3 separate regions of the Mus musculus genome follow, and all the other regions are linked to region 3. Evidence: chromatin loops called from intact Hi-C (ENCODE). Cell type or tissue: heart. All regions are shown on one strand.

Region 1 (8,000 bases), 79 kb after region 3:
GGTTCAGTCCATATGGTCATGGCAGAAACATGGCAGAGTCCAGGCAGACATGGTGCTGGAGAAGGGGCTGAGAGCTCTACAACTGGACCCAGAGACAGCAGGAAGAGATAATGAGCCACTAGGCCTAGCTTGAGTGTCTTAAGACCTGAAAGTCCACCCCCAGGGACATACTCCAACATGGCCACACCTCCTAAATAGTGCCATTGCCTGTGGGCCTTTTGGGGCCATCTTCTTTTAAGCTACCACATGCTCAAAGAAGAGCTGGCCTTGAATAGATGATTTTTCGAACTTATATACACCTTAAGCTTGGGTAGTCCATGTATGCTGTCATCCTTAAAGCTCTTTTAGGTTTTGGCCCCATGTTATACTTTGAATAATTTAAGCAGAGACAGGAGACTGCAAGTCTGGCCATTAAGGCACATGGAGATACTGCCAGAATTATTTTAAGTACACCAGTGTACTTTTTCCAATAGTTGTCACCTGAGGTCCTCTTGCCCACCTAACAAAATCATGCTTTTCTCAAGAACAGAACTAGATTCTTTAAGACAGGCAGGCCTGCACTGCCCCCTCGAGCTGCCTGGTAGGGGCATGTTCTTTGTTGTGAAAATGGAACCTAATGGCTGGTCAGTGAACTAATGCTTCCATCCTGGCCTGGTCTCTAACAGGCCTGGTTTGTGTACTACTTATCCTTGGGATAATTTGGAGGCACTGTCCCTTAGCTCAATTCTACTATATGTGAGCTAATGTCTCCTAAGCAAATGGTGATCTCAAAGATGGGGGAGAAAGACCACTGACTCAAATCATCATAGCAAATGAACTGAGAGCTTCTGGGTTTTTTGGTTTGGTTTGGTTTGGTTTGGTTTTTCAAGACAGGGTTTCTGGCTGTCCTGGAACTCACTTTGTAGACCAGGCTGGCCTCGAACTCAGAAATTCCCCTGCCTCTGCCTCCTGGGATTAAAGGTGTGCGCCAACATGCGCCTGGCTAAGGTTTTTTATTTGTGTACACGAGGTGCTTCTCCACACCCCCTTAGGCAGGGTTCAATAGGTCAGCCTTGGGTGTGCAGAAGACAAGTCTATTTGTTGTTGGTTTTTCCCAGATAGGGTTTCTCTGTGTATCTCAGGCTGTCCTGCACTCAGTCTGTAGACCAGGCTGGCCTCGAACTCAGAAATCCGCCTGCCTCTGCCTCCTGAGTGCTGGGATTAAAGGCATGCTCGCCACCACCGCCCAGTAGTAATTCCTTTTTAACGTCAGTGGTTTTACTCTTTCTTCTCTATCACTTGATGGTGAGTTCCAGGGATTTCCTCCTCTCTCTCCTCCAGCTCAGGGATGACTGGTCCCTCTAGGGATCTTGATTGGGTTTGTTTTCTCTGTCATTTAAACAAATGTCAGGGAAAATCTCAAGTGTTATCAACTATAATGTGGCAAGGGGTACCTGGCAGGCCCATGCCAAGGCATGCCCCTGAGAAATGACTCCCATGCAACAGAGCTGGTACAAAGGGAGTTTATTGGGGGAAGGGAAAGATGTGAGGACCTGGGAAAGACCGACAGCTGCAAGCAGAGCCATGAGGCCAGAGAAGAGGAGGTGGCACAGAGAAGGACAGAGGAGAGGAGTGTGGGCCTGGAACAGAAGCACAGGGGTAGGGGGCAGTGGCACGTGCTAGGTCCCTGGCAGGAACCTAGTAGAATCATCTATAAGCTACCATCAAATGCATCAGGGAAAATCTCCAACACTGCTGAGAAAATGAGCTGCCGAAGACTGGCTTTTAATTGGGGACAAGAGAAGAAATCCAGCAGGGAGGGCCCTCTGGACGCTCACAGTCCAGTCTTTCCTGGAGGACTTTCCTGCTTTGTTCTTGTAAGGCTCCCCCCCCCACACACACACACACCCCCCAATTTACTGCTGGTCAATTGGAAAGGATAAGCCCAAATCTTTGATATAAACAGTGCTGATCTGGCCTTGAGCTTGTTAAACAAGTAAGTCTGTCAGGAGGGGGCCCTACTGGCTGGAGGAAAAAAAGCCCACCAGGCCTTTATTTTAAGCTGCCAGCAGGTCAGTGGGGTGAGGCAGAAGGCAGCCATCTTGGACGTTTGCCACATTTATTATGTAATCATGGTTCCTCTCCCTGGCTGCCTCAGACTGGCTAATTTCTAGTCCCTTAGAAGGTTTGCAGTCTTTCTTTGCAACCTGCCATAAACATTCTTCATTAGCTGTGTGAAGCTGAAGTAGAGAAGGGTTTCCTGCCTTTTTTTTTTCCCCAACTGGCTTCTTTTATGAGTTAATCTCCTCTTCCTCACTCCTTTCTCTTTTAGCAGGGTCTTACTATGTAGTCCTGGCTAGCTTTGAACTTACTAAGTAGAAGAGGCTGGCCTCAAAATAAGAGATGAGCCTGCTTCTGCCTCTGGAGCGCTAAGATTAACCTTTATGTTAATCTTGATGTAGTCTCCAGTTTGATCTCCTGCCACACTAATGAGATCAAAGTTCAAAACAAATACAAATGGTGTTATAAAGAATTTGTTAATAGATTTGCTTAGGAGACATGGAATTTAGCTAAGGGAGCACTGCCTCCAAAATACCGGAGGTATGTGAACCAGGCCTCTTAGGGTTTTGGCAGAGAAGTATCTTGGCAGGTCAGGGCTAAGGTAATGCAAAGATCACACCACAAAACAGATTCACACAAGAGTTTGATTTGAGCTGGGCAGTGGTGGTGCATGCCTTTAATCCCAGCACTTGGGAGGCAGAGGCAGGCAGGAGGATTTCTGAGTTCGAGGCCAGCCTGGTCTACAGAGTGAGTTCCAGGACAGCCAGAGCTACACAGAGAAACCCTGACTTGAAAAACAAACAAATTTAGGATACTAGGGTGTAAATTTTTTTTCCAGATATTAGACCCTATTCCCAACAAGGAGACACCTCTGATATACAACCAGTCATTAATCCCTGATTCTCATTCCCAAAGAATACCTCTAACAAGATGACCCACCTGGAACAATTATTCAAAGAAAGAAAGAAAGAAAGAAAGAAAGAAAGAAAGAAAGAAAGAAAGAAAGAAAGACCACTGGTGTACTTAAAAATAATTCTAGCAATATGCAGTATCTTTGCTGTGTGAACCTCTTCCCTGCCTAAGGGACCAAAGTTACAGTCTCCTGTCTGTGTTTAAATTGTTTAAAGTGTAACCTGGAGCTAGGACTCAAAAAAGATTTAAGGATGACAATGTTCATGGACTGTATAATCCTAAAGTTTATAGAAACCTTCTGATGGGGGTCAGTTCTTATTTGGGCATTAACCCCAATTGGCTAACCGCTACTAAAGAGCTTTCATTCACCTCTAGTTTGAGGACTGATTTCTCACTGAGAAAGCATATCGCTTCTCTAACACTAGGACATGCCCTTTCCAAGAAGCCTTCTGTGACTACCTAACCCAGTCTCCACTGCATGTGCCAGGTCAGCATGGTTCTAACAGAAACCTGATACTGTAACTGCCCTCTCTTTACACATTTGATTCCCTGAACCTCTCTGTGAGGAACCATCTCTTTGTACCTGCAGGGCCTGGCTCAGCGACTGGAACTGTGTGTGTGTGTGTGTGTGTGTGTGTGTGTGTGTGTGTGTTTTCGAGAGCGGACCCCCCCACCCCATGCCCACGGGGAGGTGTGGTATGCCAGGGGGTGGGGCAGTTCTTATCTCAAACTTATTGTACTTAGTAACCCTTAATTAGAAAGTTTGGGGAGGGCTGGAGACATGGTTCAGTGGTTAAGAATATTACTTCTCTTACAGAGGACTGGAGTTCCTTTCCCCAACAACTACCAGTAGCTCCAGCTTAAAGGAGATCTGATGCCCTCTTCTGGCCTCTGAGAGCACCTGCACTTGGCGTTTACAGACATAATTGAAAGTGATTTAAAAAAAAAAAAGTGCCTAAGTGAGCATGTGACCAAATGGAATTATTCTGCCAACGGGCTAGACTGGTGGTGGTCTTGCAGGCAGACCCCCCCCCCATAAAGCCCTTTACAACATTTTCATTTCGTGTTATGTTTGTGCAAGCATCCACATGCTATCCTCAGACAAACCGATTCACTTTCCCCACACGGCCTTATTTGCATTTAAAAGCGAAGGCTGCAAAGGAGAATTCCTTTTGCCAAAGAGGAATTTCAAGCATCTGTTGCAGACCAGAGAGAAGAAAAGAACGAAAAAATTTTAAAGGGCTAGAAGCTGATTTACGCAGAGCTACTACCAAATCATCCTACAGAAGCAGGGAATTTTATTTTAGTCCTAAATAGCAAAGACAGCCAGCCTGAGTTCTTGGACGAAGTCCCTAAGGGAGCTGGGATTTGGAATGACAATGCCTGCAAAAGCTGGGGCGTTTAAGGAGCTGCAGCCCTGTTCCTGCTCCAGCTGAGTCTCCACCCCTTCCCCCTCCGTGTGAGCAATGGGCAGCTGCCAGCAGCATCCTGGATCCAGTCCAAGCAGCTTGCTGTCGGCAGCACAGGCCTGCGGGGCCGCAGGGTCCTCCCACCCTTTGCTTTTGGATGGGCATTATTAGCTAGAAAAATGCTCCGCGTTTTTCTTGTTCGTGTGGTGTAACCTGCTCGCCGCAGACGCGCAACCTTTCTCCAGTAATTACCTCCCACGCTTGGGAAAAATCTCAATCTCTCCCCCCACCCCCTTTTTCATTACAGCAGCCAATTCAGCAAACTAGTTTGTATCACCAAGGACAAAGAGACAGCCTTAACGATTGTAATGACGCGTTTCTTTCTTCCCACCATTTCTCCAGTGAAAGGGGCACGATGACCTCCAGTCTCACGGTTTCTGAAATCAAATGCACGGACTGATCTCCTTAGTCCGGTCTGAGAATCTGGTACTAAATTGATGGGCAGCTAGTGACCATGGTCGGTTTCTTGGAATGGAGGAAAGGTGTGCCCCAGGAATATCCCACCATCACCACCACCGTACCACCACCCCGCCTAACCACCACCCATTTGTAGCCAGCCTGCTAGGCAGGAAAGAGGATATTGGAAAGAGACATTGTAGCAAACAGACTATTGAAACAACAGACACTCTTAACATTGTAATTTCCCTAGGAACCTCATACTCAGAAAAGGGAAGGCTGAGAGCTGAAATGGAGACCAGGTTCTGTCTTGTCAGGTGACCTTGCTGGAGAGACTGAAGCAGTGGAGGATGGGAGTGGAAGCATGACGACACAAGAACAGAGGACAGATTTCTTTGTCCCTTTTCCCAAGGTGGTCAAGTTGACTAAAACTCCTTTTTCTGACCCTGCCCCGCTTTGAGACAGGGTCTCTGTACGTAGCCCTGCCTTTCCTGGAACTGTGTAGACCAGTCTTACCTAGGCTCCATGAACAGGAGGAGGAGGAAGAAGAAGAAAAAGGAAAATTTATACTTTGATAGACTTCATGGAAGCTCCTTAGCAACTGCTTTGGGGAGGGAAAATACATCAGCTGATTAAAGGGCTCATTATTCCACCTGTCTCTCTAGCATAGATCCAGTGAACCCGACTTCCTGAGGGGTGGTCCTTGGCCAGAGCACTGGATTATATAATAAGCAGGCCAACTGGATTAATTCAAGGGACAATGCCATGTCTCTACCCAGAGAGAGATTCCATTCTCCTGACCAAGAATAGTTTTCCTTTAATAGGCTTCCAATGTCACTATAAGTCACAAGGGGGAAAGTCACCCAAAGTTGTCCTCTGACCTCCATATGTGTGTCCCCTCACATATAAACATGAACACACGTCATACACATACATACAATTATTATTATTATTATTATTATTATTGGTTTTTCTGAGACAGGGTTTCTCTGTGTAACTCTGGCTGTCCTGGAACTCACTCTGTAGACCAGGCTGGCCTTGAACTCAGAAATCCGCCTGCCTCTGCCTCCCAAGTGCTGGGATTAAAGGCGTGCAACACCATGCCCGGCTCATACAATTATTTTTTAAGCCTGGATGTGGCCATATACACTTGACTTCAGTGCTGGGGGTGGGGGTGGGGATGGGTGGAGGATTACCAGGGCTTGGAGGTTCTCAGCCCAAATCTAGGCTCATTGAGAGAATATGTCTCAAGGAAATATGGCACATAGTGATGGAGGGGAATACCCTGTGTCCTCCTCTTACCTCCACACTCACATACACACATGTACAAGTGCTTGCACGAGCACGCACGCACGTACACACACACTTTTTAAAAAAATATTTATTTATTTATTTATTTATTTATTTATTATATGTGTGTGCACTGTAGCTGTCTTCAGACACTCCAGAAGAGGGCATCAGATTTTTGTTACAGATGGTTGTGGGCCACCATGTAGTTGCTGGGATTTGAACTCAGGACCTTTGGGAGAGCAGTCAGTGCTCTTAACCGCTGAGCCATCTCACCAGCCCCCCCCCCACACACACACACTTTTTAAAAGGAAGAAAATAACATTTTCCAGTGTTACTTGGGTGTGAATGTGTGAGCTCTTGAACATGGTACTGGATGTAGTTTTAGGTGTCTGCATGATTTGGTCCTTTGTGTAAACTTATATATCCATCACAATAAAAATAAATTGTTTAAATATTATTAATAAAATAATTTTCGCCTACATCAAAGTAAAGATTATAGGTCTTTTTGTGGAGTGCTTTGTCTAACATTCACAAAGCTCTAGGTTTGATTCTTAGCCCTGAATAAGTCAGGTATGCTGTTACACACTGTTATCCTAGCATTTAGGAGGTACAGGCCGGAAGATCAAGAGTTAAAGGCTAGCCTCAGCCACCCCAGGACTATATGGGAACCTGTCCCAAAATAATTAAAACCAGGGAGAATACTTGTTCTAGTGAAAATGACGTGGTCCAGAGTACCACATTCTGGCTGGCCACTTATCTGCTGAGGTAGAACCTAGTTGCTTTTAGTTTTAGGTTATTATAGATGGGTGCTATGAACATTTCTGTATGGGCTTTGCATGGGCGGGAACCTTCTTTCTTCTAGGATAAATACCAGGAGTTTGATTGGCAGGTTACACTGTATAATTTTTTTTAATTATATGTATTTGTCTGTTTATTTCGGGCTAAAGAGATGCAGGGTTCCCTGGTGCAGGGTAAGCCTCCAGTTTACCACTGAGCCACATCCGTAACCCACTGATATGAGCTTTCAAGAAACTAAGAAACTCTTTTTTTTTTTTTTTTTCTTCCGAGACAGGGTTTCTCTGTGCAGTCCTGGCTGTCCTGGAACTCACTTTGTAGACCAGGCTGGCCTCAAACTCAGAAATCCACCTGCCTCTGCCTCCCAAGTGCTGGAATTAAAGGCGAGCGCCACCACTGCCCGGGCTGAAACTAAGAAACTCTTATTCCTGAAATAGATGCCCAGCTCCATCCCAGGTGGGCAGCTGCCTGAAGAGCTGCATTCAGAAATCCCTAGCCAGAATCCCCACCAGGATTCATGGCTTTTGCAAAGATGGATTTCAGAGTGAGCCAAATATGAATCTGAGTTGATGTATTAAAAATACAGAGGAAGGGCTAGAGAGATGGCATAGCAGTTTCGAGCACTAGTTCTTATAGAGGATCCAGGATTGGTTCCCATCACCCACACGGTGCCTTATAACCATCTGTAAGTCCTGTTCCAAGGAATCTGATAGACTCTTCTGAACTCTGAGGACACCAGGCAGTCACATGGTACACACACACACACACAAGTCACTCATGTACCTAAAATAAAATAATTGTTAAGAACAGAAAAGAGTGCAGAGAGAGAAAGAGCAGGAAGCGGGACACAGGACACGTTTTTCTTTCCTTCCTTCTTTTTTTAAATTGTTGAGAATTTCCTTCTGTTTGTTTGTTTCGAGACAGGGTTTCTCTGTGCAGCCCTGGCTGTCCTGGAACTCATGTTGTAGACCAGGCTGGCCTCGAACTCAGAAATCTGCCTGCCTCTGCCTCCCGAGTGCTGGGATTAAAGGCATGCGCCACCACTGCCCAGCAAGAATTTCATATAGACATATGATGTATATTAATCAAATCTACTCC
Region 2 (8,000 bases), 88 kb before region 3:
ATTTATTATATATAAGTACACTGTAGCTGTCTTCAAACACTCCAGAAGAGGGCATCAGATTTCATTACAGATGGTTTGTGAGCCACCATGTGGTTACTGGGATTTGAACTCAGGACCTTTGGAAGAGCAGTCAGTGCTCTTAACCGCTGAGCGATCTCTCCAGCCCCAGACCTATTTTTATACAGAAAATTTCTTTACGTTTGTTTATGGCAGAGAAGATAAATCTGACTTCCATCTACTCAAATGGCCAACAGCGCTGTGATGTTTTGAATGAAAATGTACCCTATAGGCTCATAGGCTATGGCATTAGGTATGGCCTAGTTGGAGTAGGTGTGGTCTCAGAGGAAGTGTGTCACTGGGGGGTGGGTTTTAAGGTTTCAAAAAGCCCATTCCAAGCCCAAAGTTTCTCTCTTGCTGCCTGCCAATCCAGATGTAGAACTCTCAGCTCCTTCTTTAGCACTGTGTCTGCCTGCATGCTGCCATGGTTCCTGCCAGGGTGAAAATGGACAGAACCTCTGAACTGTAAGCCAGCCCCAATTAAGTGTTGTCCTTTATATGAGTGGCCTTGGTCACGGTGTCTGATCACAGCAATAGAATAGTGATTAAGACAATCATAGTAACAACTGTCAGGAAAGTAATTCCAGAGAAGTGTAAGGCTACACTTGCTAACACTCAGTCTGATTCTCAGACATACAGAGTACACATGAAATGAGGTCCATGAGCTGCTTAGTCCATGATGCCCACTTTGGGTTCAAGTCTTTCTTTGCCACTGCCGTTCTGAGTGCTGCTAAGCTACAACCGTGTGGCTGGCTTATTATCACAGGAGGTTCCTTGTAGCCTTCCTAGTGTTGACCAGACTGCATGGGTGGACAGTTCTGAGTCTGAAAGCTCTTACCTCTGTGACCTTCTTCCGGTCAACCACAAAGTGATCACAGGAGTTGATGAGACTTAAAAGAGCAACTGCATCACATTCCTCAGGTCCTCGTTTGTCTGCCAGTCCTCGGGGCATGAAGGCCTATAGTAAGAGAGGTACTAGGTCACCTGAGTGTCCCTGAACTCTGAGTATTATAGAGGCAAATTCTTTCCCAATTTCCTAACTGATGACTTCAAGGGTCTATTATCCCGTGAAGCTTCAAGCTAGAACCCCATGACTTCAAAATGCAAGTTCTATCGCCCCTAAGCAGGGCATTAATGGCGGGGCTGCACTATCCATCTGCAATATTGCATAGAGCTGATAAACTGGCTTTCTTCTTGTCCTTCTGTTTTGCTTTTTTGAGATAAGGTCTTTCTCTATAGTCCTGGCTCTCCTGGAGCTCAATAGGTAGGCCCGGATAGCTTCAAACACCCTGAACTATAAAAGGAATGTTTGGAAGCAATCCAGTCAGGAAGTAGCTCCGATGCTTTCTACAGGACTGTTCACACTGATATTCCAAAGGCTGGCAGTAGGCACAGGGAGAGTTGCTTTCAAGGTTATTCAGCTGTCATGCCAAGAGAACAAACACCATGCTTGAGCCTCACGTAAGTCAAAAGAATTTTGTGTACATATAACACATGGTCATCATATTTCTCTATTAGGGATGCTACAGAGGTTAACAAAGAAATCAGTGTACCCAGGTAACTAATATAAGGAGACTAAAGCAAACCAACAGCCCGTTTCAGCTGTTGCTGAAGGGAAAACACAGACGGTCCATCAATGCCTCTAAACTGGCCTAGCTTTACATCCCCAGTGTAGAATAGCTTCTACCCGATATGTTCTTGCTAATACAAACAATTAATTGTCTTTGACAGATTAGTTTTATTTTGGTAATTATTCCCTTTCTTTTGAAATCAGAAGCTAACAGGGAGCCTCTGTTGCCTCCGTACAGCGCTGCACACCGACATGTGTCACTCAGTAAACACACAGCAGAGAAACCCCTATGAAAGTCCCACAGCCTTCCGCTACCTCTTCACTGAGGGGCTGGAGCTGGAGAAATGAACTCAGGCAGGCCATGCTGGGCGAGTAGTTTACCTACAAGGTCCGCTATACTAACAGCTCCACTGAAATACCTGAATTCCCAATTGCACCTGAAATTGCACTGGAACTGCTGATGGCTGCAAACTTCCCAGTTTGTTAAATAAAATAAATTATAATAAACTGTTCATTTTTTTCAGTATTTAATACCTGTAGTTCAGAATATTTTCACATATAGCCTTATGAAACTGAGCTCAAAAGCTAATTGTTGAACAGATTCTTTCTGCCATTTGCATAGCGGACTTGAAATTTGTTGGCTACATCAACAAATTAAGGACATTTCACAAGCCAAAAAAAAAAAAAAGCCAGTTTATTTAAAAAAAAAAAAAAAAGAAAGAAAGGAGAGTATTATTTGGCAAGGAATCAGGTAGGTAAATCCCACTGCAGAACTAAATGCCAACTGCTGAGGAGACGCAGCAGAGGGGTTAGGGAAACACCTGGAATAAGCACATCTGTAGCTCTGAATTACAAGGGCAAGGGTCATTGCCAGAGAGGCTAGAGGAGGAGGAAGAGATGTCACAAAGGCAGGAGTGTCTAAATCCAAGTGCCGGTGGTGAGTGGTACATGCCTGATAGGTAAAAACGATGAAGCTAGGAGCTATGCTGCATACCTGCAAACCTAATAGCTGAGAAGTAGAGGAAGGAGAACCAAGACACAATAAACCCAGGGTTGGGGTGTAGCTCAGGATTAAGCGTGTTTTCCTAGAATGTGTAAGGTCTTGGGTTACACTGCTAGCCTTGGAAAGAGGAGGGAGAAGGCTGGAGAACAGAGGTCAGGGACAGATGCGGGGCAGGGGCAGGGCCAGGGCCAGGGCCAGGAGCCAGGGTTGCATGAGTTGAAGAACATGTGGGAGCTAAGGAGTACCAGGCATCAAGTCCTCTTGAGGAAGTTCTGCTAAGTAGATGTAAAGACAGCTGATAGATAAATGGGGAGACAGTAGGAGTTTAGAGAAAACCCTTCCCAACAATTTTATTTTCTAAGTATTTTCCAAGTGGTTATAAATATAGCTATGAAGTATGTAAGTCAGAGGTTCTGAGTCAGATAGTTGTAAGCAACTATCACTGTGGGCAGGAACCTGGAGGCAGGAACTGATGCAGAGGCCATGGAAAGGTGCTGCTTACTGGCTTGCTCAGCCTGCTTTCTTATAGAACCCAGGACCACCAGCCTAGGGATGGCACCACCCACAACAGGCTGGGCACTCCTCATATCAATCAAAGAAAATGTCCTACCGGCTTGCTAGCAATGGGACCTTGTGGAGGTATTTTCTTTATTTGGGTTCCCTCCTCTCCAGATGTTTTAGCTTGTGTCAAGTTGACAGAAAGCTAGCTAGCACAAACTAAGATAATGGTAAAGCTATTCGTACGGTGATGGGAATAAGCCAGGAAACAGAAGAGTGGACAGCTAAAGATTTAAGGGATGAGATTCGACATATAAGTGGAGGGACAGGGCAAATGGGAAGTCACTTTGTAGCAAAAAGAAGAAACACACACACATGCAGAGTTATAGGTTCAATGAAAGGACAAGGAACTCAGTGTCTGGGGTTCCATCAACTCCATGAAGCATGAGCTGGGGTGAAGGAGGGGAAATGGGAAGAAGAGCTTGGGGAGGGAAGGCAGGAACAGATAGCTCCAGGAACCAAAGTGCAGAGAGAGGCATTAAGGCTCAGTCAAGAATGAAGTGACAGCAGTGGGTTCCCTTCCAAGCTGATCTTGTGGCGGCGTCTTCTTTATTTGGATTCCCTCCTTCCCAGGTGGTTTTAAGCCAGGTGTGTCAAACTGACGGAAAACTAGCTAGCACAAACCAAGATAATAGTAAAGCAATTTGTCAATTTGCATTTGGAAGCTACTTCTGACACCTCCCTCCACTCACTACACAGCTTCCAGGCAACATCAAGAAATCCAAGCAAATTCCCAATCAGACTAGGCATTAAGTCACAGTGACAAAATCTAAACACAGGCCTAACAACCCCTACCTCATAACTAATATTTCTACCTTCTAAAAATGTATACCTTAGCTAAGCATCCTCTTGGCACGCACGCCACAGCAAAAGTAAGCCTTTTTTTAAAGTCTGCTGTAAAGTAAACCTTAACTGTTCTTCCATGTCTCTCAGCCTGTATTGTTTTTCCCCTTATTTTAAGACAGCGTCTTACAATAAAACTCAAGTGCCTGCAGGAAGCGAAGAAACAGAGGCGTTTATTTTACTGAGCTTAGATGGGTCCACTCTAGTATCCCCTCACCACTACGCCACTAGACCCCAGAGAACCAACCTATCTTCTAGTATTTCTGTACTTTCTGAAGTCCCAGCTTGCACTCAAAACCCACCCTCCACCCTGGGGCACCAGGAGCAACTTCATATGCTTTCCTCCAGGCTACAAGTACTTACCTTGGCTACCTCCCAAGGGTCTTTGGGCCAGAGGCCTGGCTTGCAATTTCCCCAGTGCACGTCTCCATTTCTGTTGATGTGATGCCTCAAGATCTCGTGTTTCCACTCTGCGCATACCTGACACTGAGGCTGAAACTACAGAGGGCAGAGGTGAGGAGGGACTGGGGTGGGCGGGGCAGCAAAACAGGAACACCCCGGAAGTAGGAAGCAGTCCCGCCCCGGGAAGGAAAAAGACTGCAAGCATACGGAATAGGGGGACAAGCTGTGGAGACGCGCCCGAGTTCGGGGTCAGCAGCTCACCTGGCGAGCGCGCGGGCTGCACCGGGAACCGCCGCGGCAGGTAGCATGGGGTCCAAGGCCAGGGACTGCAGCCAGCAGTCCACGGTGAAAGGAGAGCACTTCACGGTCTATGAAACCTTGCAGGCAGCTGCGCAGCAGCAGCAGGCAGTGTCCTGCTTTCACCCAGTTTTTGTACTCGGCGCAATTGAGGCGGGCTGCCAGCTCCGACACCACCATGTCTTACTCCTGAAGGCGGGGCCGGCGGTAAGCACGCGCAGCACCCTGGGATGCTCCCACGCAGCGCAGGCGTAGCCCAACCCCCAAAACGTCCAGACGTTTAGCGTCACTGTGCGGTGTACACTTCAGAGGCTAGAGGCTGGCCACTGTTTCCGCTCCAGGAAGTGGCAGCTCCACCCCCGCTTAAAGGAACCGCTTTGGTTTGTGGACATGGAACATTTAGACTAATCCTTTTAAAGCTTTAATTTTTATTCCTGAATACCCTGCCAACCCTCTAACCAACCTGATCCCCTCCTGATGTGCTGACCTTTTTATTGTAAAGAGGAATGCTCAAGGTGTGTTTCTCGAATGACATGTTCCTTGCATTGTGCAATTCTACAAAATTAACTCATCCCTAAACCCACTGAACAGCAAATTCGGGGTATCAATAACATGCTTACCCTCACCTGAAGCAGGGGGCCTATTGTATTGTGTGCCATGCTCCCCAGTACATATGTTAAAGTGACACTAGGACCAGAAACTCCTTAACTAGAGTACCTGGCAGGAAGAAGCAAAAGGGATAATGTACTTCCTGGATTTGGACAGCTCAGAAAAGGGTTATTTCAGCTGCACAGGGAAGCCATATGCTACACAGACCAGAATGCATTAGATTGTCAACATCAAGTGAGAAAACATGTTTTAGATGCTTTGAGTGAGGTTTTTTGACCTTGGCAAACATATTGAAGTGGTATGGAATCAAAAGAGTCGGAAGGAACACTGTAAACAGAGAAGCCTTGCACAGGCAATGGTAAGGACCACTAGCTCTGGGCTCAAACTCTCAATTTTTTGTGTTTTGATCTTGGCTGATCCTAATTTTAATATTATTAAGACGTTATTTCCTTCTTTGTAACTCGGTTTATCATCTGTAAGAGGAGGTTATTAATACTTACCTCACAGTGTGGTGAGGAGCATTTATACAGATGGGAACACTTACAATGATGCCTGGCACACATTAAGCTTTGAGTAAATGCTAACTTATTTTATATTGACGCAAATATGCTCTTTCATCCACTGTTTACATTATTGGACATTTTATCAAACCACTGGCCAGTTGGAAGTGGGGACAATTTATAAAAAATAGAGACCAGATGTGATGATCTGAAGACTCAAAGTACAGTCAGTGTAGGCAGGCTCTGTAATACTTTAATAAAGTATATACCAATTTTGTCTTACTAACCTCAACATTAGACCCATTCAAAGCAAATGATGGGAAATACCCTATTCCCATCAAATCAAATCAAATCAAATCAAATCAAAAATTCCAAAAAAAACCCACCTCTGAATGAAGTCTACATTAGGACTTTCCTTTTTCTGACTAAAACATTTTCTGTAAGTATGAACTTTGTATCAAGAACAACTGAAAGGGGGGCCTGGGAGTAGGGAACAGCCCTGTTTTCCTGGTACTCAGAAGTGGGTCACTTGGACTTAGGAGGTTCAAGGTCAGCCTGGGCTACATGGCAAGACCCTGTCTTGTTTAAAAAAAGAAAGAAAAAGCTTAATTGGAATTTCTCTTGGAGGGGAAAAACATGGCAGAAAAACCATGTATGCCTATCCTTAAGTCCGTTAACTGTCAAACAACAGTCAGTCCCTGCAGTTACTAAGTGGCCTTATTTTTGATGACATTCCCCCTTTTCTCTTAACGTGAAAAGTCCTTTTATACTTTTTGAAATGAAATTTTTGTAGATGTAAAAGGGAAAAGGGTGAATCAGGACTGATGTCTTCTTTCAGGGTTGAACTAATACTAAGCCAGGATTACAACCCAAAACATCTTCACCAAAGAGAGTTGGTAGTTCTCTGAAACTTGTATAAATTTTATTTATTACCGTAAATACTAAAATCACATTGAAAACACCTTAAAATCAAGTTCCAAACCACCTACTAGAGAAAAATCACTATGGCATCCAGTTTCTTTGATTGAATCTGGTTAACAAAAGAGGCAAAAGACATGGTTCGTGGTGAAAGTTACGATTCAAATGCTAAGTATTTCCAAGCTTTAATAAAGTATATACCAATTCCAAGTACCAAGCATGATATCAAAATTCAAATTCATTGGTTTACTCTTAATAAGCATCAAAATCAAATTCTGTTCATTGAATCCTATCTTACTTGATTTACACAATGCATTCAAAGGTGTTATAATTAGGAAAAAAGTAGCCATTGAATGCATCATGTATAAAAATTCATTTAACATTTTAAAACCACACTTAAAAGAGAAAATACCTGAAAAGTTAATTCTATTAATAAAATTATTTGAAACAATATCATCCTGCAGATAAAAATACATTTCTTGTATATACATGTAGATTTCTACATGAAAGCTAGGATTCAGCTCCAAATAGAAAAGGATTGACTCCTGATCAAGACATCTTAGATTGCCGAACCCATGTGATTAGTACTGTGAAGAGAACTGGAAACAGAAGGAGAAAAAGGTTAAGCTAAAGGAAGAATCAAAGTTTAGTCACCTACTCTGGAACAGTGGCAGAGTTGGGTGAAAAGCAGGAGATGAAAGCAGAAAAGAGACAAAGAAGACAAAGAAGGCCTCAACTCTGACTGCAAGGGAGACTCAAGCCAAGTTGAGGAGAACACATGATACAGTTGCAGTAAGATACTTAAAAAACTAGAATTTCATGGTTATACTTGTAGAAGCTCAATCATCTTAAAATGTAATCAGACAAACATCTAAAATTTCATCAAGGATAATACATTGTCTAGATAACTCAGCATGATATTATCATTTAAAAAAACACACAAAACAAAACAAAACAAAAACTCCTCCAAATAACATCAAGTTATCAGAAGACATTTGAATCACACCATATTCATTAAAGTTTAAAAAGTCCCTGACTGGCTTCAAGAGACAGTACAGTACTCTTAAAAAGAAATCCTATTGAGATGTACCAGTGCCAGAAACTCCACTGAACACTGGACAGGCACTGCACTGTGGACTTTTTAAATGACTGGACTAGGTTGTGACCAGCAAAACGTCCTATTGTCTTGCTGACGACAGATTAAATTGAGATTGTTTAGAACAACCCCAAATGGGCTGGGGAA
Region 3 (8,000 bases):
TAACTTTGCATGGTGGTTAGATGAAGGGTTTATACTATTTTTAAGTAGCTCCAATAGTGTTTATTTCCTTTTTGCTAGTTCTTCAGTACTGATTGCTAGCAACCTATGTTAACTTTCTCCTTCATAAATTATACTACTCCATTAATGCTTGGAAAGGTCTGAAACAGATTTCTGAACACCCCCCCCGCCCCCCAGCATTCCAGTATCTTCTAGCTCATGGTGCAAGACTCAATTGCCTGAATACCTGTCAAACCTGCCCAGCAATTATCAGATCCTGAAAAATGCACCCAGCTGCTTAATGTTCTTCCCCCCACATACACAACCACCCAAACAGGAAAGAATAGAGGGAGGGGAAACTACTAAAGTGAGTTGTCTTATTCTCAGGGAAGACATTGAGGTAGATGGAAGCTACAGGTATGAGCAGAATGAAAGAGAACCTAGGCAGGGAGTACGGGTATGTATAGGTCAGTGGTAAAGAACCTGCATAGCACATTCCAGGGTTCAATTTCTAGGAGAGAGGTGGGCTTTAGGACACTGATGAACACCAAGCCAGAGGTCCGGGGCAGGGGAAGGCTTAAACTAAGTAGAGACTAAAAAGGCTAGTATATCACAAAGCCAAGTAGAAATTAAGGGCCTATTATAAGGCTACAAATAAGAACCAGATATGGTACCTCATACACCTGTGATCGTAAGCACCTGGGAGGCTGAGAGGAGAGGACTACACCTCAAGGCCAGCCAAAGATGTGTGAAGTAAGACCCAGTCTCAAAGATTGCAAATAAAAGCAGGCCCTGGAAAAGTTCCTCTACATGATAAAAGTCCCTCACAGTACTCCCAGAGAAGCCTTGTTCTCAAGAGTGACAAAAGTGAGGATTGGGGGATGGGGGTAGAGTAGAGCTCAGGGGTAAATAGGAAGGCAGAAACCATCCTTCCAGCTCCTACCTGTCCCCAGAGACCCGAAAGGATCAGCTCCCACCAACAAAGGTCCGCATTTCTAAAACAAAAGACGGGACTTGCTGCCTGCCTCCCTTTTCTCCCAATGCTTACACTTCTATTTTAAATTCCTTTATGAAAACCCACCACATGGAGAAAAAGCTCTTAGATACAAATGATGAAAGAAAAAAAGTACAGAACAAGCATATTTATGCCACATTTTAGTAAACGTTTATGTCCATTTTCTGACCTTAAAAGGTTCAAAGGTGTGGTGGCTCACACCTTTAATCCCAGGCCATGTTAGAGGCAGACAGGAGTTGGGAGGTCAGCCTGGTCGACAAATCCGAGTCCAGGACAGTCAGGGAGGGTTACACAGAGAACCCTGTCTCAAAAACAAACAAACAAACAAACAAGCGGTAAAAAGCAAAGAATAGAATCTATGCCCCTAAAATATTAAGGCAGAAAGCATCGGTGTATGTTGGAGGTGAACAGGCATAAAAAAAAAAAAATCTAGAAATTTGATGCTAAACCAAATCACCTAAATATGCTGGCAGAAAAATATACAAAGTTCTGTGCCAACCTAACCTAGAGAAGAGTAAAACTGTCTCAGAAACAAAACCCTGTCATCTTAGTTGACACTTAATTGGAAAGGGTTTTGTTGTTGTTGTTGTTGTTGTTTTAAGTATCAAGAATAGCACTTGCTTTTCCCATAATCATCAATGGTTTAAGAGACATAGCTGATGCCTTTAATCCCAGCACTCGGGAGGCAGAGGCAGGCGGATTTCTGAGTTCGAGGCCAGCCTGGTCTACAAAGTGAGTTCCAGGACAGCCAGGACTACACAGAGAAACCCTGTCTCCAAAAACAAAAAAAAAAAAAAAAATTGAGACATATCTGAAAATTCGTTCATTCGTGTACTAAATAAAAGCCCCCAAGTACATGCCAGGCATTGGTCTTGTCATGTGGAAAAGCAAAACAAATCAAAATCCTTGTTCTCCTGAATTTCCTATTCCAAGGAGAAGGCACAATATGTTAATGATGTCTCAAGGAATGAGCACTGTAGGAAAAAAAGAAAACAAAAGAGGAGGATGGGTGCAAATACTATTCTGTGAGCACTTGGAGAAAGTCTTTGATCTATGTTCTATGTGAGCTAAGACCTAAAGGAAAAGAGAAGGAAAACCACTTATATTTCTGGAAAAAGAACAAAAGGCATTATTATCCAATTGTAAATTGTGTGAAGAACTATGAGAAACAGCAAGAAGGTTGACAGAACAGAATGAGACTATTAGCATATGAATTAAACAAGTAAAGTAGGTAAGGCAAAGTTCCCAAGGCCTTAAAGATGTTCTGGTTGGTACAGCGTAGTCCCAGTGTAGGCTTGCTGTTCTATCTTTAAAAAAAAAAAATGTGTAGCACTGGAGAGAGGGAGTCAGGACCTAACAAGCGCTCTACCACTAGGCTACATTCCCTAACCAATGTGCATTATCATTATTACTACTGAAATATAATGCCAGGCAACCCAAGCTGACATCAAACTTCCTATGTTGCCTACGGGCTGTTCTTTAATTTCTGATGCTCCTGCCTTGACCTCTGAAGTGCTAGGGCTACAGATATACACTACTATATTTATAACATTTTCCCCATGTTCAAAGGTATCCTGGTTTAGCCACAAATTTTATGCTCTCTCTCATAGAGAAGCGATTCTAAACATTTTTTTCCCTGTGGTTTTTTTTCTAGACGGGGGTGGGGGGGTGGTTAGTCTGAGACAGGGTCTTACTATGTAGCCCTCAATGTCCTAGAATTGGCTATATATAGACCAGGCTAGTCTCAAACGTAAGACTGGCATGCACGTGGGGCCTCTGCAGGGATTAAAGCCATGCACCACCATGTTTGGCTATGGAATCTTTTTTGAAACTAGAGTTTCACTTTGTACTTTGAGTCTGGCCTAAAGCTTGTGATCCTCTTGCTTTTACCTTCCGAAACCCTGGGCCACAAATCTCTTATTTTTCACTGAACACAGCTTCTGGGTTAGATATTGAGCTGTAAGGATCTGGACACAGAATGTGGAATTCAGCTGAGGGCTGTGCTTGAGATATGTTTAGGAGTCATACAAATGATGGGGGGGGGGGACTAAACATAGATTATTCTATATCAATAAAACAGATCTCTCTCCATAAACTAAATCCTAAAATTAAAAATAGAACACAATTCAATACATTTTTACAAATTCTTTACAGAAAACCAATCACATGATCCATGATCAGTCTTTTTACCACAGCTACGCACAGGACATATATTAAACTGTCTTGAATTCTTATGAACACATGCAATATACGTACATTACTACAAGAACTAAGCTTGACAGATCACTCAGTCAGAAGCCATACGGGGTGAGGGACGTACACACACCTGTAATCCTAGCTCTTACTAGATGAGGAAATCGTGTGTTAAAAAAAAAAAATCTCAGCCAGGTGTAGTGGCTCATACTTGTAATCCCAACACTAAAGCGGCTGAGCCAGAACTGAAGGTTAGCGACCAGCCCGATTACACAGGAAGACCCCGTCTCAATAGTAAGGAGAATAGTAATACCGCCACCACTTTTGATAAGGTTAAGCTTTGTCTCATTCAATAAAATATTGTACATCAAAACTGAAAGGGAATGTTTTACAAGAGTAAGTGAAGCCCGCCCTAATTCTTTTAGTCATGTACAATGTAATTCTCCAGTAACAAAGTATTGCAAGATACATCCTAGCGTCTACATACTAACGTATTTCCCTGGAAACCTGAGGGAGCCTAACAATAGGTAAAAAGAAAACTTTTATGGACCTCAGGTAGAAGATGCTAAAGAGTTTCAAATTTTCCTAGTACCTTTTATTCACATAGTGAACCATCCGTGTAGTCGGCTTGTACTCTGAAGGTATTAACACCCTAATCACGCCCCAAGGCATTTCATAGGTAACTAGACTGAAACCCGGAGGCTCATTAGAAAAAAAGTATTCTACTTTCACTACATCCATAAAGACTTAACACGCTTTCAAATGTTGCAGAAAGAATCAGAATTTATAATGTAATTGTTTTACACAGAATCGACCTCCGGCATTTTAAGAGAAACAATTGCAACCTTCATTTAAAACATTGTCAAAAAAGATGTAAAACATTTCCCTTCGTTGAAAATCCCGTTCAGTTCGAATTCTACGTAGTCCTCAATGCTTACTCTTCGACTTAGGTTTTTAGAAAATATTCCACATAGAAATTAATACACTTCTGTTGGGAACTCAAGACAAAAATCCCAAAGACAATCTTCAGCGCAAGTGTTAACATGCGAAACTAACCAGTCTCCGTGCTTTCATCGTCAACCAGATCCCCAATAGTTACCTCCTCCCTGTCCCCAGAACCTAAACCCCATGAATTTCCAAATTCTACGCTCAGCAGCCTAGCTCAGTAAATGGCAAGCATAAGCCTCTCTTGAAGGCGGGAAGGGCAAGTGAGGAGCCGGGAAGCAGGCATGGGTTCGCAGCACTTACAAGTCCGTCAACACCATAAGCTCCGAGTAGGCCCGGTGGAGCAGAAATTCGATGAGCGTGCTAAGCCGGTATCCAGGGCTAGCTGCCGCCGCAGCTGCCGCCGCCACAGCGGCTGCGGGCGGCGGGGGAGCCGGGGCAGACGCGGAGCCGCTGCTGCTGCCTCCGCCGCCGCTGCTGCCACCGCCGCCGCCAGGAGGGATCAGCTGGTGGTTGTCCAGCTGCACTGGGGCCATGGCGGCGTACAGCCCGGCTCGGGGCAACCGCCTGAGATGCGGCCCTGGAGCCTCCTCCCGGGCTCGGTGACCGCACCGAGGCGGGCGCGGGCAGAGTGGCCGCCGCCTAGCGCCAGGCCGCCTCTGAACAGGAAGCCGAGCCCAAGCTGCGGAGGCCCGCCCCCATGTAGGGCCGGGCCGGCCGGCCGCAGGGAGGCGAGCGTGGGGCGGGAGGGCAGAGAGGCGGGCCGGCCGCCACTCAAGTGGGGAAGCTTCCGCGACTGCTCAGCGGCCGCCCGGCCGGCGGGTTATAGCGTCCATGTTGCTGGGCCGAGAGCGGAAGTCGCCAGGCAGAACGGAAGGGGAACCCGCGGGAGGCCCTTTCCAAAGGCAACCTGCGACCGTTCCCCGCGCTGTGCTGTTCTGGGGGACAGGAGGAGGGGGTGCGTGGGAGAGGGGCGGAGCCAGGAGGTGCGTGGGCGGGAAAGCGGAAAGGGGGGTGGGCGCAAGGCGCCGGAAGCCGCGCCGCCAGTCCAGCGGCCGCGTCACAGTAACGTCAGTGGTCCCTAAGCGCTCTTTTTCCCCGCCTAGGCGACCGCAGCGGGACGGTGAACGGAGAAGGGTTGGCGGAGAAACCACCCGTCTCTCCTCTCGGGGCCCCAAAAAGGCGGCCTGCGGCGACCGCGCGCTGTGACTGTCCAACGCACGCTCCGCCCATAGGCGACCCTGGCGCGACGCGTGGGAGAAAACGTTACAGTCTCTTTTTTTCCTTTTTCCTTTTTTTTTTTTGTCAATTGTGGGACAAGAGCAACGACACAATAACGTCATTTGAATGCAGTCTCCTGTGTGCCGCGCCTTTGCTGTCACCCAAAGCCCAACATTGAAACACATGTAGTCCTTAAATCCTTTGCTGGTGTTCTTGGCTTTTGTCCCTGCCCTTGCAGTAGCCGCCCTATCCTGCCTGGGTTTTCATCTTTCCAACTACAGCCTCTTTCTCCCAAAATCCACATGTTTTGTCTGTTTTCTAATCTTGGCTTCTGTTTGAAACGAACTGCAAGCCTTTAAACATGTCTGTGGGTTCCCTCCACCTCCATAGATTCGGAAGCAATTGGTCTTTCGTGATGTCTGGGCTTCGAAAGTTTTTTTGTGTGCGTTTATTTTTGTTTTTTGTTTAGTAACCTAGCTATTCTCACGCACAAGTCACGGAAAAATTAACTGTTAAAAGCGTCTATTTTTGTGACCCTACCTAAACATCGTTTTGCAGCTTCATCTCTCGCAGGTGTAACAGATGCTCATGCTGATCGTAAGGTTAGACAATTCTCTTTGTTCTCCACTTGTACAATTGCAGTGCTCTTGATTCTTGGTCTCACTGTGTTGTCGGGGCTGGCATTTTTTAGCTCTTGAGCTCAAAGTAATTGGGATCACAAGCTCCTCCACTACCTCATCCATTTTTCAGATTGATAAATCATGTATTTATGGGGTACAGTGTTAAATTGCATATGTTTATGGGGTACAGTGCATGAATACACTCCCGAATGAACAAATCGGACTCATTGACTTTGATCACCTCTCATACTTTATTCTTTGTGGTGACAGCTAGAATATACCACCACCTCCTGCCACAACATTGCCTTTTGCAGGACTAAGGATTGAATCCAACCAAATCCTTGCCTATAGTAGGCAAACATTCTGCCTTTATATCCCCAGCTATTTTTTATTGAGTTGGGTTCTCCTTAAATGACATAGGCTCACCTGGGACTTGCTATGTAAATTAGAATGATAACTTGTGATCCCCTCCCTCAGTCTCCTAAGTATTTGGGATTATTGGTGTGCACCTCATGTCCAACTAAAATTCACTCTTATCTGTAGGAGATGTTATTCTATATCTGGGATATTAACTAACATCGCTATGTAACATATTGCTGCCTAACTGAAACATTGTATCTTTTGAGCAACATTTCCCTTTTCTCTGCCCTCAGCATCTGATAAAAATTATTTACTGTTGCTTTAGTGAATTGGACTTGTTAAGATTCCACTTGAAGTGAGAAGAGATACTGGCTTTGTGTGCCTGTCTTATTTGACAATATGTAATGTCCTCTTGATCCATACATGTTGTTGCAGGTGACATTTCATTGTGTATGATATATAATAGACATGTCTACAGTCTCACAGTATAACTCAGACTGACTGTAAGCTAAATCCCCCCTGCCTCACTCCTGAATGCTAGGACACTGTACATGATGAGACACACACATTTTTTTTGTGGGTGTGTTGAAGATAAACCACAGGACCTCGATAGAGCTATGCCTATCATTCTCTGCCACTCAGCTACATCTTTTCTATCCATTTGATTTCTCTCCATGATAAACACAGGTTATTTCTGTATCTTGGTTATTATGGATAATGCTGTATTTGTCCAGTGTAGTGCTGTAATTGAAACACTTTGGAATTAGAGGCAGGAAGACCAGGAGCTAAAGATGCTCTCAACGCCCTAATGAGTTCAAAGCCAGTGTAGAGTATATGAGAACCTGCCTCAAAAATAAAAAAGCATTAGCATGGTGGTGATGGTACACACCTTTAATCCCAGCACTCAGGAGACAGAGGCAGGCAGATCTCTTTGAGTTCAAAGCCAGCCTGGTCTACAGAATGAGTTCCAGGACAGCTAAAGCTACAGAGAGAAACCCTGTCTCAAAAATTAAAAATAGGGCTGGTGAGATGGCTCAGTGGGTAAGAGCACCCGACTGCTCTTTCGAAGGTCCAGAGTTCAAATCCCAGCAACCACATGGTGGCTCACAACCATCCCTAACGAGATCTGACTCCCTCTTCTGGAGTGTCTGAAGACAGCTACAGTGTACTTACATATAATAAATAAATAAAAAAAAAAAAAGTAAAAAAAAAAAAAAAAAAAAAAAAAAGAAATTAAACTTGCTGTTTAAAAAAAAAAAAAAAAAAAAATTAAAAATAAAAAAAGTGAGAGTTGTGCAGATATGTGGCATAGTAATTTCATTCCCTTTTAATGTATACCCAGAAAATTTAATTACTGACTCAGTAATCTCTTTAGTGATTTTAGGTCCTTCATGCTGTTTTCCAAAGTGCCTGTGGAGATTTTGAATTCTCCCCAACAGTATACAAGGGTTCTTTTTGCTCACCATCTTCATCATTTGTATACTTTTTATTCATGTCCATTCTAGAAGACTGTATTAGTCAGGGTTCTCTAGAGTCAGAACTTACAGAATGTCTCTATGTACTAAGGGAATTTATTGTAGTGATTAATAGTCTGCAGTACAACTAACCCAACAATGGGCAACTGTGAATGGGACGTTCAAGAATCTAGT

The links. Hi-C counts contacts between places; a loop is a spot of excess contacts. Peaks named below come from ENCODE experiments on the same cell type or tissue, not always from the same donor. Only the 100,000 strongest peaks of a DNase experiment are listed, where the experiment ranks them.
Region 1: a loop joins it to region 3, with 2.4 times the contacts of the local background. A loop is called at or near these places in 11 of 42 quality-filtered maps.
Region 2: it touches region 3 in a loop (4-fold over the local background); 6 of 42 quality-filtered maps call a loop at or near these places.

Annotation. Positions count from the first base shown.
Region 1 is chrX:12,835,976-12,843,975 of GRCm38, forward strand. No RefSeq gene overlaps it. Among named protein-coding and RNA genes, the nearest start is that of Gm14634, 78 kb to the left of the region's middle. In heart, CTCF peaks have their summits at 3,841 (motif pointing left) and 4,043; DNase peaks (open chromatin) are centred at 2,066 and 4,426; H3K4me3 peaks cover 1,228 bases; H3K27ac peaks cover 1,767 bases.
Region 2 is chrX:12,668,632-12,676,631 of GRCm38, forward strand. It overlaps 1810030O07Rik (RIKEN cDNA 1810030O07 gene), which reads right to left and starts at 5,008. Exons shown (of 7, transcript NM_175141.6): 1 at 4,695-5,008; 2 at 4,395-4,529; 3 at 896-1,015. The coding sequence starts at 4,910. Med14 (mediator complex subunit 14) reads right to left here. Exons shown (of 31, transcript NM_001048208.1): 31 at 6,740-8,000. In heart, no CTCF peak of the experiment used is centred here; DNase peaks (open chromatin) are centred at 4,700 and 4,990; H3K4me3 peaks cover 1,542 bases; H3K27ac peaks cover 655 bases; H3K27me3 peaks cover 653 bases.
Region 3 is chrX:12,757,014-12,765,013 of GRCm38, forward strand. Med14 (mediator complex subunit 14) reads right to left here and starts at 4,960. Exons shown (of 31, transcript NM_001048208.1): 1 at 4,454-4,960. The coding sequence starts at 4,686. It overlaps Gm14634 (predicted gene 14634), which reads left to right and starts at 5,265. Exons shown (of 5, transcript NR_045852.1): 1 at 5,265-5,973. In heart, a CTCF peak has its summit at 4,837; a DNase peak (open chromatin) is centred at 4,878; H3K4me3 peaks cover 4,183 bases; H3K27ac peaks cover 4,133 bases; H3K27me3 peaks cover 1,747 bases.